2 separate regions of the Homo sapiens genome follow, and region 1 is linked to region 2. Evidence: chromatin loops called from intact Hi-C (ENCODE). Cell type or tissue: tibial artery. All regions are shown on one strand. Links, peaks and the distances in the headings refer to the core of each region. The heading gives the core; the rest is flanking DNA.

Region 1 (7,900 bases), core at 2,997-5,496, 81 kb after region 2:
AGAATACAGCAAAACAAGGGAGAAAGAAAACAGTTTTCTTTCAAAGGAGCTTATATATGCAGAGGGATCATGAGGTGATTTAAGGAATCCACATTCCATGGGGTAAATCCAGGCAGACGTTCCAGAGAGGAGGGTGCCGGGTGGGGTTGCCATTTGGTGTTGCCCACGAGCTCTCCCCAAAAGTCCCCTCCTTTACTCTGTGGCCTGCCTGAAGGAGAACAGGCACTTTGTCCTGAAATAGTCAATGTACATAACCCCTCCATCGCAGGGATGCTCAGGGTGGCTCTAGTTACAACAATAAGGGTTTAACAACTGGAGTGCTTGCAATGGCGGAGGCAGAGAGAGAAAACAAAACAACATCCACATGAGGTTTTCATTTTCTTTAGCCACGTGAGAATGGCCCTGAAGATCCAGCTATAAATACCCAGCTGCCATTGCCACAAGATGGAAAATCACACACACACACACACACACACACACACACACACACACTCCCTTCAGTTTACAGGCTTACAAATGCAAATCAAAGTTTCTAAGAATATCTGCCTTGAGAAGAGACAATGCTGGACCCCTTGTGCTAAATGCCTTGTCAGGAGGCCTCCTCAAACATATCTGAGGACTTGGCAAGGAGCATTCCCACAGCCATCATCAGGGTGGAATGAGGATCTGCCTCCACAACACCCAGGCCAAGCCAAAGCCCACCAGTGGCCACAAACTGGGCTGAGGGGAAGGGTTTTAGATCCCTTCCCTTAGGGTGTAATAAAGAATAGCCTGCTTTACCCAGGACATTTTAGATTGGGTTCGCTAGAAGCAGAGCCTCGGACAGGATGGGTGTATGTGTGATTTGGTGAAACTGAGCTCTCAGGAAGAACCAGAAAGGGAATGAAGGAAATAGGAAAAGGCAGGGGAGGGATCTGGGAAAGAATGTGGTTTCGGGTGAGGTCTAACTTCAGCCTCATGCTGTGAGGAACTCTGAAGGGTGACTTGGACCGAGACACATTTGTCCCCATAAGGGGCAAAAAAATGGGGCTCTTCCCCTTTCCTAGTGAGTCATTGGTCACAGGATGCAGGGGAGAGGTGGGCTGGGGTGGGGCAAGTGGGTGTAACTTCCAGGTACCTCTGGGTAGAGGGGATGGACAACCCAAGGGCAGCCCACACAGGTGTGAACCATTAGCTGGAGCACCCACAGCAACCAGGGGTCTGGGAAGAGCACCAATAGTATTTTCTGCAGACTCTGCCATACCAAGTGGCTTGTTGCTTAGAATTTGCTTTTTCTATTGATTACATAGGTTTTTGTTTGTTTTTATTTTACCTGTGAAGATTTTAGAATCAGCCTGCTGAAGAGAGAAACAAGGTTTGATCGATGTGACACATGATGCTCATTGTTCACCTAATGTCTGATCTCTTCTTCTTTCTTCCTATGAATGGGTCCCTGCTTTTGTTTGCAGCAGCAACATGCCCAATTAAAAAATGTTCAGCTTCCCCCCGGACTCCACTGCAGTTTGGGACCTCTATTCAACAGAATTTTGATGTGTATGGCCAGGACTTTCCGAGAAGCTTATTAAAGAGACTGGAAGTAGCTGGCATGCACTTTTTATGCATTGTCATTTTCTTTCTTCCTGCCTGGAATGCAGATTGAAGATGGAGGTGATGCAGCCACATTGTAACCATGAAGCAATGAGCACAAAGACAAAGGTTCCATTCTAAAGAAGGCTGAAGAAGAGAGAGAGAGAGGGAGCCTGGGTCCCTGATGGCACTGTGGAACCACCCTACCAACTCTGGAGTGTGTCTGCTGAACTGGTTGTGTAAGAAAAATAAAGAACCCCAGTTGACAGAACAACTCTAGCCAGGTTTCTGTTCCATGTGGCTATAGCTGAATATAAATTCTGATACAAACCTCAAAACACTCGTTCTGTGGGGTATACCATGGAAAAAGTCCCTTTAGATAAATTGAGAAGCGCTAGTTTAGACATCGTAAAACTAGGGTGTTTTTTGTTTTTGTTTTTTTACTGCAGTGCTTCTCTGAGCATTGTGGCTCTCTAGGGGGAAAAGTAGGGGAGATGGAAAAGGGCTACTTAAATTTCTTTAACCACAGAACTTTCTTTTTCCCTAGGACAACCATTGTGAGAACTTAGTGTTCCATCAAAGGCAGTTTGGGAAATGCTACAATAGATGACCTCTTCAGATTTCTTTCCTCCTGAACATTTCACCATTCCCCAGCTAGAAGAAACCGAGCAGATAGCCAGGTCTATAAGCAGCCCTGGTACGTGACTTTAATGAGACATGAATGAGAGCCAAAGAACTGAGGCCTGTGAGGTTGGTCACGGAAGAGCAATGAACTAGGTAAATTAAGAAACTCAGGGAGGTGCCAAGTCCCTGAAATTTCAGAGTGCCCACTCCCCCATTACGTTTCTGCTAAGCCATGAGTCTGGCAGAGGCTGTGTCCCTCTGGATCCACAGCTCCTGCCAAGTGGTCCCTCCTGCACAGCTCCAGCAGGCAGAGCTCTGACGACACCACTCCTTGCTCTCACATCTTCAGGTGGAGAAGCACTAACGGCTTCCTGGTGCTGCTCCTTCCTGAGTGCGTCACCATCTCTCTACTCCCTCCTCTGTAAATAGCCTTCTCATTAAACTCTTATCCATCAAACCCTTTTGGGAGTGCCAACTGCTTCCTGCCTGGAGCCTGACTGACAGAGACAACAATACACATTCTTAGAGAAACCACGCTCCCATGATTTGCTCAAACAAGTCCCAATTTCATGATTTTTGTCTTTTAATTAAGGTGAATTACACGATGTATAAATAAGCAGGATGCAGAGAGGAAAGCCACCCCCAACTTTAGTCCCCAGTGCAAGCACCACGCCAACCCGATAAGGGGTTCACTGCTGCTGAACTGAGAGTTAAGGTTCACGGACTGGGTCAAGGACAAAGGCCATATAACAAGGACAAGGGCCCTCAGGGCCAACACAGTGTATGTCACTTGGATTGGGCTCAGACCAGATTTCAAGGGAAGGAAGCTATCATAAAAAGTAAGGGACATGAAAGAGCTGAATCGACTGCACTTCAATAAGACACCAGAGAAGAAGTCAGCATGGCTTCATTGTCAAGTAAAAGAAAGTGAAGCAATTCCCAGTGGTGGGTACTTTCCCACCTCAGGCTGGGGTGTTCGCAAAAGGAACAGAGCAATGGCTGTATATGAATGAAAATCAGAAGGGAAGGAGGACTTCATGGCGACAAGGCAGTGATGGTGGAGAGAGGAAAATTCTTTCACCCTGTAGCAATGAGAAGCACTTGACATTATCTGGTCCCATGTCCTTATCAAAAGGACAGCCTGTGGTCACTTTCTAGCACTTGCAAGAAATCCCAGTAGCTCTCAAGGAAGGGATGGGAGAAAGAAGGCTCCAGAATTTGCTGTGTGGGAATGAGCCACAGAGTTGCTGTTTGGTTTCTATTAGGTTGGTGCAAAAGTAATCATGGTTTTTGCCATAATTTTTGGACCAACCTATACTACTACGACCCTATTTGGCATCTCCACCAGTATATCAAAATATGATCCCAACAAATCCGCAAATTAGAAAAAAAAAAAAAAAAGGTCAAAAACAGTGATTACCATGTGCACATGAGATATAGATGTTTGGAGAAGAGCCTATTTGGAGATGTCACATCTACCTGAAATTTTCCAGATGGACCTACAGCCAATAGGAGACAGCTTCCTGTTCACTCTTCAGCATAACTACTCACCAATGGTCAAGGGAGATGAACTAGGAGTCTGTGCCTAGTTTTTAAAATTAGCTTTGCTTAAACCAAAAAATATTTTAGATATCTAAAAAATATAAATAATAATAAACTAGGCCTGGTGCAGTGGCTCAAGCCTATAATCCCAGCACTTTGGGAGGCCGAGGTGGGCGGGTCACTTGAGGTCAGAAGTTCGAGACCAGCCTGGCCAACATGGCAAAACCCCATCTCTAGCAAAAATACAAAAATCACCCAAGCATAGTTGTGCTCGCCTGTAATCCCAGCTACTCAGGAGGCTGAGGTGGGAGAATCACTTGAACCCAGGAGGCGGAGGTTGCAGTGAAAAGAGGTCACGCCATTGCACTCCTGTCTGGGTGACAGAGTGAGACTCTGTCTCAAAAATAAAATAAACATTTGTATACCCACCCTTCAGTCTAAGAAATAAAATATTACAGATATAAATGAAGCCCCTATGTGCTTCTCCCCTGGTCTGCCTTACTGCCTTTCCTAGAAGGAGCCGCTTCTCTGAATTTTATGGTTGTTCACAAACATAATTTTATGCTTTAATTATACATATAAATGTTTGTAAATAAAAGAGAGTATTGTTTTACATGATTTTAACTTACTAGCAATGGCATCCTTCTGCAACTTGCTTAATATTGTTTCCACTTCATATCGTTTCTGAGATTATATGTCACTAGTATCTGTCTTTAACAATGTCTAGCACCCTTTTTTTTTTTTTTGCTGTGTTCTATAGTATTCCACCGTAAGTATGTATGTATCAAATTATTTAACCAGTCTTCTGGTTGATAATGGATATATGGGTTGCTTTTTAGCTCTAAAAAACCATGCTGTAGTGAATATTCCTGAACATATCTTCTTTCCATATGTATTAGACTTTGTCTGGACTTACCTAGGAGTGAAATTGCTGGGTCTTACAGTAAATGCATCTTCAGTTTTACCAGATAGTGTCAAATTGCCCTTTGAAGTGTTCCTATCAGTTTAATTCCACCCTTAGTGAAGAGGAGTTATTTTTGGCTCCACATCCAGTATGATGAGCATGATTTTTTCTTTTCTTTTTTTTTTTTTTTGCCAATCTGATGAGTATAAAACAGAGTCTCCTTGTGATTTTAATTTATGTATTTCCCTGATTCCAAGTCAGGTTAAGCATCTTTTCATATGTTTATGATTCTATGGCATCATTTTAATGTTAGCATTACATTTACATGCTTTAAGACACTAAAGGATTTTTTATTTTAATTCCTCACTGGAAAACTTGCAGAGGAAAGAAGGGTTGAGGATGGAGGCAGAGGGAAGACTCCCTTTTGCATCCTGGCTATGAGACAGGGATTTTTTTTTAAATAAGCCATAATATTAGAGATAAATCACATGAAGCAGAAATTCCAGCCATTCCTGGGCAATGTGGGGAATGCACTTTTTAGACCTTGTTGTCATTGTCTAGGAGCAGCTCTGAATGATTTCATCATACCCTTCACCTTCAAGGCACATAGCTATATGGGTATAGCAGATAGGCTGGAGGAATCAAAGGAACCATTTGTCCATCTTCCTACTGCAAGAAGCACCACGTATTGACCATATCAACAGATGAAATGGCTCCTCTAATAACATACCTGGAAGGAGACTCCACAATGTCCTTCTACTCCCAAATACTCTTAAATGAGAAAGAGGCATCCTAAGATATTTTTCAAATATCTTTTACATTCTGAGCAAGACGGACTTGTTTAATTTCCATCCACTTTGAGCATCTCCCTCTTATAGCAATAATCTTCACTTCTAGATCCTTCCCCCATGACATTGCTGAGTACCTTGAGGACTCATCTATATGTCCCCTGTCTCTGGCTCAAGGATGGTGGCAAAATAGATCAACTAGTTTGGAAATGCTTGAGAGTAAGGACCACATGTTATTCAACTTCAAAATTTCAGGAGGCATTTGATTTATGTTTCTTAAGGGAAGGAAATTCTTCCACACTGAATTTTCTCTGAGCTTTAAGAACAGCGTAATGGTAGAAATAAGCCAGTCTTGTTCAGGTTATAAAAGATACCTTAAAAATACCTTAGGGGCCGGGCACGGTGGCTCACTCCTATAATCCCAGCACTTTGGGAGGCCAAGGCGGGTGGATCATGAGGTCAGGAGATGGAGACCATCCTGCCAACATGGTGAAACCCCGTCTCTACTAAAATACAAAAAATTAGCCGGGTGTGGTGGTGGGTGCCTGTAGTCCCAGCTACTCCAGAGGCTGAGGCAGGGAAATCACTTGAACCCAGGAGGCAGAGGTTGCAGTGACCCGAGATCGTGTCACTGCACTCCAGCCTGGGCAACAGAGCGAGACTCTGTCTCAAAAAAAAAAAAAAATAACCTTAGGATACTTCTTTCCCATGAAACCTTCCCTGACTTCCCCCAACTCAGAATATTTCCTCATCCATGTGTTGCAGTAACACCATGTAGTATAATACCTAGCATTCCAATGGAAAGAAAACTATGTGGCAAATAATAATAAATATTTATGGAGTACATACTATGTTCCAGGCACTGTTCTAAGTATTTTACATATATTAATTTTATCCTCATTTGGGAGTAGGTATCATTACCATCACCATTTTACAGATGAGGAAACTGAGGCTCAGTTTCCAAGACTACACTCCTAGCAAGTGGTGAAATTTGAATTTAGGTCCCACTAGTTTGACTCCCGGAATCTGCACTAGAAATCACTGTGCTATACCAAAACTTCTCCTGGAAGCACACAAGCCCTTAGATGCTTCTTGCTGTTGTTCTGGTGAAAATGCAGCTGTGGGCTTAATAAGAAATTAATTATCCTTTGCATCCTTATCTTGGAAACCCACATCAAATCCTTAGGGCCTTGGAGGAATTTGCTGATTCCTTTCTTATTAATAAAAATTCCCAGTCACAGGGGTTTGGCTCATATGCAGTCAACCTCACTTTAACAGACTGGAGCTCTGGAGGTGGGCGGGAATTTTGCTCACCAGAATTCACTCCACAACACCTGACTCAGCACACAGTGTCTCATACCAGGCAGCTTCCCAGATGTTTGTTGAGTGACCACAAGCATTAACAAATAAGACTTACACAGCACTTTGCAGTGTGCCAAGCACTTTTCATATACTTTACACCTTCCGGCTCACTTCAATCTGGTACCACCAGTATTACTGTCATTTCCATTTCACACATGACTAGAAATGCTCAGAAGCTCATCTATGGCGGTGCAGCTAATTAGAGGAAGGCTGGAATTCAAACCTAAGTCCTGACACCAAGTCCCATGATACCACATCTTTTGTTACTAATTAAGTTGATCCCTTTTATTCTTTGTCCTTTGTATGTGTATGTGCGCATGCATGCATACACACACACACACACACACACACACACACAGAACTGATCTCTCTTTCTGGACCAGTGCAATAGGCGTCAGCTCAGAAAAAAAGGAAAGAATCTAAACCAAGTTCTTGTTTATGGACTATGAATGAATGAGTGAGCTAGTGACTGAGTAAATGAATACACACAGGGATAATTGATACATACAGTCAACAAGTATCCCCTGAGCGCTAACTCTGTGTCTGCCACCAGACACTGTAAACACTGCAGTGACTTAGGCACAGTCCTAACCTTCTAGGAGTATCAAATCTGTTAACAGAAGAGTCTCAACAGCAACTGAATCTGAGAAAAGAAGCTCACCTCGTCAGAGCGCCATTTGAACAGGAAATGGTGTGGAAAGGGGAAGAAAAAAGCCAGGCTCTGCCAGACTCTTCCCATAAACAGAGGAGGCTGGGGAGGATGCCACATCAGGCCAAACTCCAGACAGACAGTGCTCTGAAAGAGTTAAAAATAACCCACACAGCCCCACTGACCAGGACAGCAATGCCCACACAGACTTCCAGAGGGTGAGCATTGTCCCAGGCTGCCCAGGACAGTCTCAGTCTGTGACTATTCCCTCCAGTGTCCCATCCAGTTAATGCCCCTTTCACTCTTGAGAGTCCTGGTTTAGAAAGTAAATTATATGGTCGCCTTTGCCTTCCAGGAAATTCATGACTCTCCAGCAGCCCCTGGGCAGGAAAACAATTTGGCTTCCCAAGGTCACTGAGTTGCTTATGTCTGTTCCTCTTTACAGGACTTCTCCTCACAGCCCCC
Region 2 (7,900 bases), core at 2,795-5,294:
CTGACTCAGAAAATCAGATGCCTTTAGAAATCAGCTTGTGCAATTTCCTACTTTCTGAATGGCTCACACTTAAACTAACGTGCCCAGAAGTCTTCTATGAGCCTAGTACCTCTTAAGTAGAGTAAAGACTGATGAGCTCAGTCCCAGCCAGGCACTGTTGTAGGTGTGGCTATTATTATCTTTTCTACCTTTCCATCCCATGCTGGGGCAGATGTCAACAGACGCCCCACCTTGGAGAGCTTGCATGCTGAGGCATAAGGAACATGTCACAAGGTTGGCGCATGTGCTAATATAAGCAAGTGCATATTTTTATAATAATCATCATTTTAGATTTTGTCTTTGACTTTTTGTTTTTGTTTTTGGGTTGAGAATAAGAAAGGGGTTTCCCTCTGCCCCTATTCACTGGCTCCCACCCACCCTGCCTTTCTCAGATAACTCTCCACTCTAAGCCTCCTGCAACCCTCAGCCCTACCTTCCACTTTGGGCTTTGCCTCAGCCAGCCGCTCCTGGAATTTCTTCTTGAAGAAGAGGGCTTGCAGTCGCTGCTGGTAGTGGTCAATCCTGTAGACAAGGTGAACCATATCTTGAGGTATCCCACCCCTATCCTGGCCAGCCCCAGCTCCCGGAGCCAGCTCCAGTCTCCTCTCAAGCCTGCCCACCTCCATCCCCTTCCTCTTGGCAGAGCCCCACCTGCCCCACCTGCCAGAACCCCACCTGCTTGAATCCCCACCATGCCCATGGCCCAACCTGCTCATTTCATAGAGGAAGCGGTCAGCACGGGCCATCCGCTCAATTTCATGCTTGTGCTCCTCCAGGAGGTCAATGTCACTCTTCTCTGGGATGAACTTGAGGAGCTGCAAAGAGCAGGCGCAAGTCACACAAGCAACTGGTGAGCAGCAGACATGGGGTACAGGGTGTGAGAAGCTGTACTGACTTGGGTCAAGATGGGGAGGGTGCCTTGAAAGAGGGAGGCACCCTCATGTGGACAGATTTCTTTCATCTGCCTGAAGGGGATGACAGGGCACACAGCTCTGAAATTCTTTTTTCTTTTTTAAAATTGAGATGTAACTGATATACAGTATTTCTTTCTTTTTTTTTTTTTTTAATAGGGTCTCACTCTGTCAATCAGGCTAGAATGCAGTGGTATGATCATAGCTCACTGCAGCCGTGACCTCCTGGGCTGAAGCAATACTCCCACCTCAGGTCCTGAGTAGCTGGGAATATAGGCATGTAGCACATACTGGGTTAATTTTTTTTATTTTTTTATTTTGTAAGACTGGACCTCACTACGTAGCCCTGGCTGGTCTTTACCTCCCGAGCTCAAGCAGTCCTCTCACTTCAGCCTCCAAAAGTGCTGAGATTATAGGTGGGAGCCACCACGTCTAGCCTAAAGTACACTATTCTTCAATGTACAGCTCAGTGATTTTTCTTTTCTTTTAAACAAACTTGAGGTATAGTCTACATAAAATAAAATGCACCCATTTTAAATGTGCAGTTCAGTGATTTTTGTCAAATCTCCATCCATTGAATCATCATTCAGATTAAGATAGAGAACATTTCCATCCCCCAGGAAAGTTATTTTTCATCACTTCAGTAAGCCATTCAAGTGAATATAGGCTCTCAACTGAATTCTAGGACCTTAGCCAGATTTGCCTGTCCTTGAACTCATGCTGTATGCTCTCTTTTATGTCTGACTTCTCCCCAGCATAATGTCTAAGGTTCATCCATGTCATGGTAGTTTATTTATTGCTGAGTAGGATTCTACTGTATGAATATACCACAGTCTACTTATTCACTTTCCTATTGATGGACAGTTGGGTTGTTCACAGTTCGGGGAATTTATAAATAAAGTTGCTATAAATAGAGTTGGCCCCTGAGTAACACAGGGTTGAACTGTGCAGGACCACTTGTATGTGGATTTTCTTCTGCCTCTGCCATCCCTGAGACAGCAAGACCAACCATTCCTCTTCCTCCTCCTCAGCGTGAAGACAATGAGGATGAAGACCTTTATGATGATCCACCTCCACTCAATGAACAGTGTCTTTTAATGATTTTTTTTCTTTTTTTTTGATGGAGTCTCACTCTGTTGCCCAGGCTGGAGTGCAATGGCACCATCTCACCTCACTGCAACCTCCGCCTCCTGGGTTCAAGTGATTCTCCTGCCTCAGCCTCCCAAGTAGCTGGGACTACAGGCATGCACCATCACACCTGGCTAATTTTTGTATTTTTAGTAAAGATGGGGTCTCACCATACTGGCCAGGCTGGGCTTGAACTCCTGACCTCAAGTAATTTGTCCACCTCAGCCTCCCAAAGTGCTGGGATTACAGGCATGAGCCACTGTGCCCGGACTTCCTTCTAATAATTTTCTTAATAACGTTTTCTTTTCTTTAGCTTACTGTGTTATAAAAATACAGCATATAATACATGTAACATAAAAATATGTGTTAATTGGTTGTTTATCTTATCAGTAAGGCTTCTGGTCAACAGTAGGCAATTAGCGGCTAAGTTGTTGGGAAGTCAAAAGTTATATGTGGATTTTTGACTGCATGGAGGGTCAATGCCTCCAGCCCCCACATTATTAAGGGTCAACTTTATTCTTGTGTATTTATTTTAGTCAGTATTTGTACTCATTTCCCTGGAGTTATACCTAAGAGTGGGATTACTAGGCAATAGGGCGGGTATATGTTTAGCTGTAGAGTGTACTTCCAAGTAGTTTTCCAAAATAATTGTGCCAAATGAGAATTCCAATTGCTTCACATCCTCGTCAGCACATGGCATTGTCAGTCTTTTTAATTTTAGCTACTCTAGTGGGTGTGTGGTGCCCCCTTATTGTGGTTGACTGTATTTCTCTGATAACTAATCATATTGAACACCTTTTCATATTCTTATTGTCTATTTGGAAATCCTCTTTCATGAAGCACCCCTTCAAGTCTTCTGCTCATTTTTAAGTTGATTTCATCATTTTCTCATTGATTTGTAGAGTTCTTTGTTCTGAATATGATCTTTGTTATATGTATGTATAGCAAATATCTTCTTCTAAGGTTTGTCTTCTTTTCACTCAGTAACCATGCCCTTGATGAACAGAAGTTCTTAACTGTAATGAAGTCCAATTGATGATGTTTCTTTGTGTGTTTTCTAGGTTTCCCAAAGGATCCAAAAAACTGAGAGGGAAGAGATTTGGGGAAGATGTCACTTTTCCTCATCTGACTTTGCCTTGGAGTCAGATGGGAGAATGACTCCTGGAGAACACTTAGCCTTTTCCAGCTTTCCCCAAGAAAGGCTGGCCCAGGGAGGCTTCTATAAACCTTCTCCCTAACTCTTCCAGCCTGATTTCTCCTTGACCCAAGAATCGCAGCCTCCTGGGGGCTGTTGGGAAGGGGCGTGGCTGCCCGCTGGGTTCAGTTCCCCTTCCTTCCCACGAGGGTCCTCACCTGCTCCAGCATGTCCTTAGCAAGGTCCTCCTGCTCATCCATCTTCAAGATGGCCTGCCGGATCTCCTCGTTAGAAAGCTTCAACCTAAGGCAAAACCCCACCTCAATCCAGGACAGCCCTCAAACCTTCTTCTCCAAAAGGTACCACCTCCGCCTTCCCTCATTCCCTAACAGGACTTGGGAATATATTTAATAGTATTCCCCCCTCACCTCCTCTACAAAGCCTTCTTAGATTAGACTAGTATGATTCAGTCCACAAACTTGATAATGAGCATTTTAGTGTCAAAATAGAGACGTGAGGGTCTCTGTTCTCTTGATAATCCATCAGAGCTGATAGGGGCATTTGGGAGTAAAAGAGATGTCTTCAATGTAGACCAAAGGGACAGGGCAAAGGGTTCCTGATCCTTCTCCTCCTCCTCATGCTTAAAAAATGCACAGCATCTCCACGGGAGGACAGGATTATCGGCAAGCCACTAAGAGGGCAATTTCCTGCTGCCTTCATTCTCAGAACACAGAATCGCTCTCAGTCTTCTGACAGCGCCTCAGCTCCCACACAGCTGTCCCAATCAGTCTTGCTGTCTGGGAGAGGGAGAAGCCACACACCCCCATAGCCCTTCCCTATCCCCTCCACATGCACCCCCATTAGGAACCCTGGGGATTCAGAACTCTTTCCACCATCAAGTGGGGGAAACTGAGGCCTGGGGGCTTGTGAGAAGAAAGGGAGGAGGATGTCTCAGAGGCGGCTGGGGCAGCACTAAGAATAGTATGGGAGGTGGTGCCCTCTGACCCTGCTCAGGCAGGAGGCCCCCCCGTACAGAAGCTGTGCTGTTAGCGCAGATACTGCCCTGTTTGTTCTGCAGCCGCGGGAAATGCTTAGGGGCTGAGATCATGCTGCTCCATGGCCTGAGCCAAGCGAGGCCCTCCGTGGGCTTAGAGCAACTCAGCTGCCAGACGCTGACCAGGCTGGGCAAGGGCCTCGTGACTGGGCAGTTTCCTGCCTGCAGAGCCCCAAACTGCTGCTCAAGGCAGGTTCCCGAGAGACAGTTCCAGATCAATGCCTGCCCCTCCCAGGGGACAGCAGAGAGGGAGAGGCCCGAGACTGCCACCACTCCGTTCCTCCACCCCCTTTGTCCCCCAGGCATCCAACTCAACCACCTTCTTTTGCACATACTTGGAAAGAAGGATGATGCAGTTTTGGGCCCTCCGGCCATCAATGACCGACAGCTCTTTGACCTTGCGGGAAGCCAGGTAGATGTCTTCAGTGGAGCCCAGCTCTTTCTGCAACCAACAAGTCAAGTGGACAGTTGAGGTGTGGGTTCCCTAATCCTCCTCTTACCCGCCCCGCAAGAGCCACCTCCTACCAATCCAGGAATGCTCCTGGTGTGAGGGGAAGGGGGAAGAAAAAGACAGGAGAGAGAGGAGGGTGGATAATAGCTAACTTTAAGAGACGGTATCTGGGACTTTTCCATAGGCTCCAATGGGTTGGGGAAGGACACCGAGAAGCCCCCCTTCCTATTTTTTTTATTTTTTTAGAGATTTTTTTTAGAAATTATCCACTCTGGGCAATGAGGGAAGGGGCTGTGCCAGTGGGTCAGGGTATGACTGATCTCTGTGGCTTTGGGCAATGTGACATAACCTCCCATGACTCCAACAGAATCAACTCCCATTCCCACTGCCCAACCCAGAGGCCCTCCTCAGGCTTATGCTGAGAACCTGGTTGCAAACCCCCCTAGGGAACAGTTGCTGACTCCTAGGGACTTCAGGCACAGCCCAAGATGCCCAGGGTAGAGAGCATCCACAAGTTCAGAGGTATGGAAACTGAAGCAGAACTCTCTCCTCTGAGTCCCAGCAGGCAGATTCTGGAGAAATCATTGATCCCGCCCCACTCCTTCTCTTGGGCCCCTGGCGAGGTAGACAGGAGGCTGTCTAGTGTGCTGTTCTTCCTCTGGGAGGTCCCTCTTGCACAACTTCAGGGGCCGCCTTGCATGGTTATCTTTGTGAATTGTGTCGTGCCTACCCTGTGTGTCCTTACAGGAAAGGCTCTCCTTTGGCCTGGTGGGTAAGACAGTAGACCTAGAAGCCTTCTCCTCATTCCAGGAGACATTGACCTCCACTGCTGCCAGGGGTCTATTTGATTACCTCCCTCTGCTACATTTCTTCTTTCTCTTTGGGGGCCCTCTCCCATACCACCCTGTATGAATGGGGAATAAGGTAGAAAGTGGAATGGACAAGTCCTCTCTGTCAGGCCCAGTACAGAGCAGCAGCCCGGGACAGCAGTTAAAAGTTGGAGTGGTCAGAGCCCCGAGAGTAACTCACCTGCTGAGAAGGATTAGTTATCAGCTCCTAGGCAGCAGCCACAGCCAACAGAGAATTAAACATGCACAACATTAGCCAAGACATTTGGGGACCCAGAAATAGCATGACAGACACAGGGATCCCTCAGCATCTACACTGTCCACTTCATCCCAGTGAGACCCATGGTTGTAGACAGGCACCCATAAGTGGCACTAGACAGGAGCTGCTTCTAGCAGACATGCACTCACGGAGAAGCCAAACGAAGCGGAGATCAGGCAGCTCCTCCCATCTGCCTAGTGCGACCACCACTCCCCAGTTAGGGCAGACCAAACCCCTGAGTTCTCCCACCCCAGGCTTTGCTGCCTGTTCTTCCTTTTCCTCTGCTGAAAACCTGCAGAGAGGGTGGAGGACATTCCTCCATCCTGGGATGAGTTCACCTTTCTAAATAGAGGAGGAGTCACAAATGAACTCGATCTGGAAGCTCCAGAAAGTTGTGTTTACTGAGGCAGAGAAAAGCAAGTGCCCTTGAATTTGCTCACTGCCCCTCATCTGTCCTTTGATGTGCAAGGGGAACTGAAGAGGCACAGCACGCACCTCTGTTCTCCCTGACGCCGATGGAGTGGAAGCTACTGACTCAAAACTCGCATGGGGCACAGAGAAGACCATGACTCCCAGGACCTCCCCTGCCCCACAACCAACTGAGAGAAGAGGCAACAAGGTTAATACGGCCTCCGGGATCTCTCCAGTCCTGCTGCTGGGATTTCAGTCCCAGAGACTAGACGGCCCACTGAGTGAGGGGAGGCAGGTGATTGGACTGTGTGGGCTCAGAGAGGTGAGGGGGACAGGACAGGGGGTCTTTCAGTCTTAACTCTTCTCAACTCACCAAGCTGGGAGGCCCCAGACCCAGTTTGTACAAAATCCATAACCTTCTTTCCTGACTGGCCCCATCCCAGCCTCACCTCAGGGCCCTGGAGCCTGAGTAGGCTGGGCCAGAGTCCTGTCCTGCAGAAAGACTCTCAAATGAGGAGGTGGCCTGCGATCACCAAGCCTGGTATGCTTGCCACACACTCCTCTGTCCTCAACCCCACTCGTGGAGAATTGGCTCCCAGGAGCCAGTGCTCAAAGAGTTCCTTTCAGCTCCAGCAGCCTTAGCTGCCAGCCTGACATGGGCATGGGGTTAAAAATGCCTCCTGGAATTAGGAGTAGAGAATCCGATGCTGTGGGCACCCACATTTAAATTAAATAAGCAATCATCTGGCCAGAGCCCTAGGAGCGGCTGCATGTGTCCTCAGTCATCCACAGATCAGGGCTGGGCAGAAAGTGAGCTAGGGCAACCTCTCCAGCTCAGTGGGGAGCCAGGCCACAACAGCCAGCCATTGCCAGGACCCACTCATTGGCACCCAGGGAAACCCTCAAGACTGAGATCCCAGGCTAAGTAAAGAAAACAAGGAAGATGGTAGCCCAGCCCCAAGAGGGAGAAGTCCCTCTGGGGCGGGCCAGAGATAAAGCAATTCCCTGAGGCTTCTAAGCTGGTCATTCCCCAAATGGACTTAGAGGGAAGGCCCCTAGCTGCTAGTTACCAGGCGGATTCCTGGGCCCCAACTCATCTCCCGAATCACATTCCAGGATGAGGTCTGAGAAGCAACCCTTTTGGCAGTCCCCACAGATACTCGGCACAGTTTCAGATTCCCACCTCAGGAACACCCTGCGCTCTGCCACCAACTCACCCCCTACTTTCTCTGTGACTGGAAGACCAGACTGCTGGCAGCCACCTGCACATAGAGCCTTGAGAGCAATATCCAAGGCTTCCCCGGGCCTTCCCAGGCCCAGGCCCAGGCCCAGCCCCAGCCTCAGCCTCAGCCTCAGCCCCCTGAGTGACATGGAGCAGCACCTTCTGCCTTCCTTGCAAGGCAACATCCCCTGCTCGGTCTCATAGAGGTGTTGACAGACAAAATGTGGTGGAAAAGTGGTTTGAGAAGTTATTATGCCTTCTAAGCCTAGTCCCTAAATCCTGGGCCAAAGACAGCAAGGGTCCACAGTGGTCAGGCCTTGCGACTCTACCTCCGATGCTCCAGGATGGAAGAGAGAAATGGACAAAACACCATTTCAATACTTGGTGTATAAATATGAACCATAATACAAGCATATTTCCCCCTATGGTCTGTGCACCTCTA

Evidence for each region. Hi-C counts contacts between places; a loop is a spot of excess contacts. Peaks named below come from ENCODE experiments on the same cell type or tissue, not always from the same donor. Only the 100,000 strongest peaks of a DNase experiment are listed, where the experiment ranks them.
Region 1: it touches region 2 in a loop (4-fold over the local background); 29 of 110 quality-filtered maps call a loop at or near these places.

Annotation. Positions count from the first base shown.
Region 1 is chr6:39,803,767-39,811,666 of GRCh38, reverse strand. The region is part of intron 1 of DAAM2 (dishevelled associated activator of morphogenesis 2); the gene reads right to left. It overlaps LOC124901487 (a long non-coding RNA gene), which reads left to right. Exons shown (of 2, transcript XR_007059917.1): 2 at 1,635-1,837. Among named protein-coding and RNA genes, the nearest start is that of DAAM2, 15 kb to the right of the region's middle. In tibial artery, for the core only: no CTCF peak of the experiment used is centred there; no DNase peak of the experiment used is centred there; H3K27ac peaks cover 358 bases.
Region 2 is chr6:39,884,295-39,892,194 of GRCh38, reverse strand. DAAM2 (dishevelled associated activator of morphogenesis 2) reads right to left here. Exons shown (of 25, transcript NM_001201427.2): 16 at 4,603-4,709; 17 at 3,432-3,516; 18 at 748-854; 19 at 473-561. It overlaps DAAM2-AS1 (DAAM2 antisense RNA 1), which reads left to right. Exons shown (of 4, transcript NR_125831.1): 2 at 432-572; 3 at 816-889; 4 at 3,140-3,405. Among named protein-coding and RNA genes, the nearest start is that of DAAM2-AS1, 9.1 kb to the left of the region's middle. RefSeq lists an enhancer at 3,347-4,546. In tibial artery, for the core only: no CTCF peak of the experiment used is centred there; a DNase peak (open chromatin) is centred at 4,354; H3K4me3 peaks cover 312 bases; H3K27ac peaks cover 2,500 bases.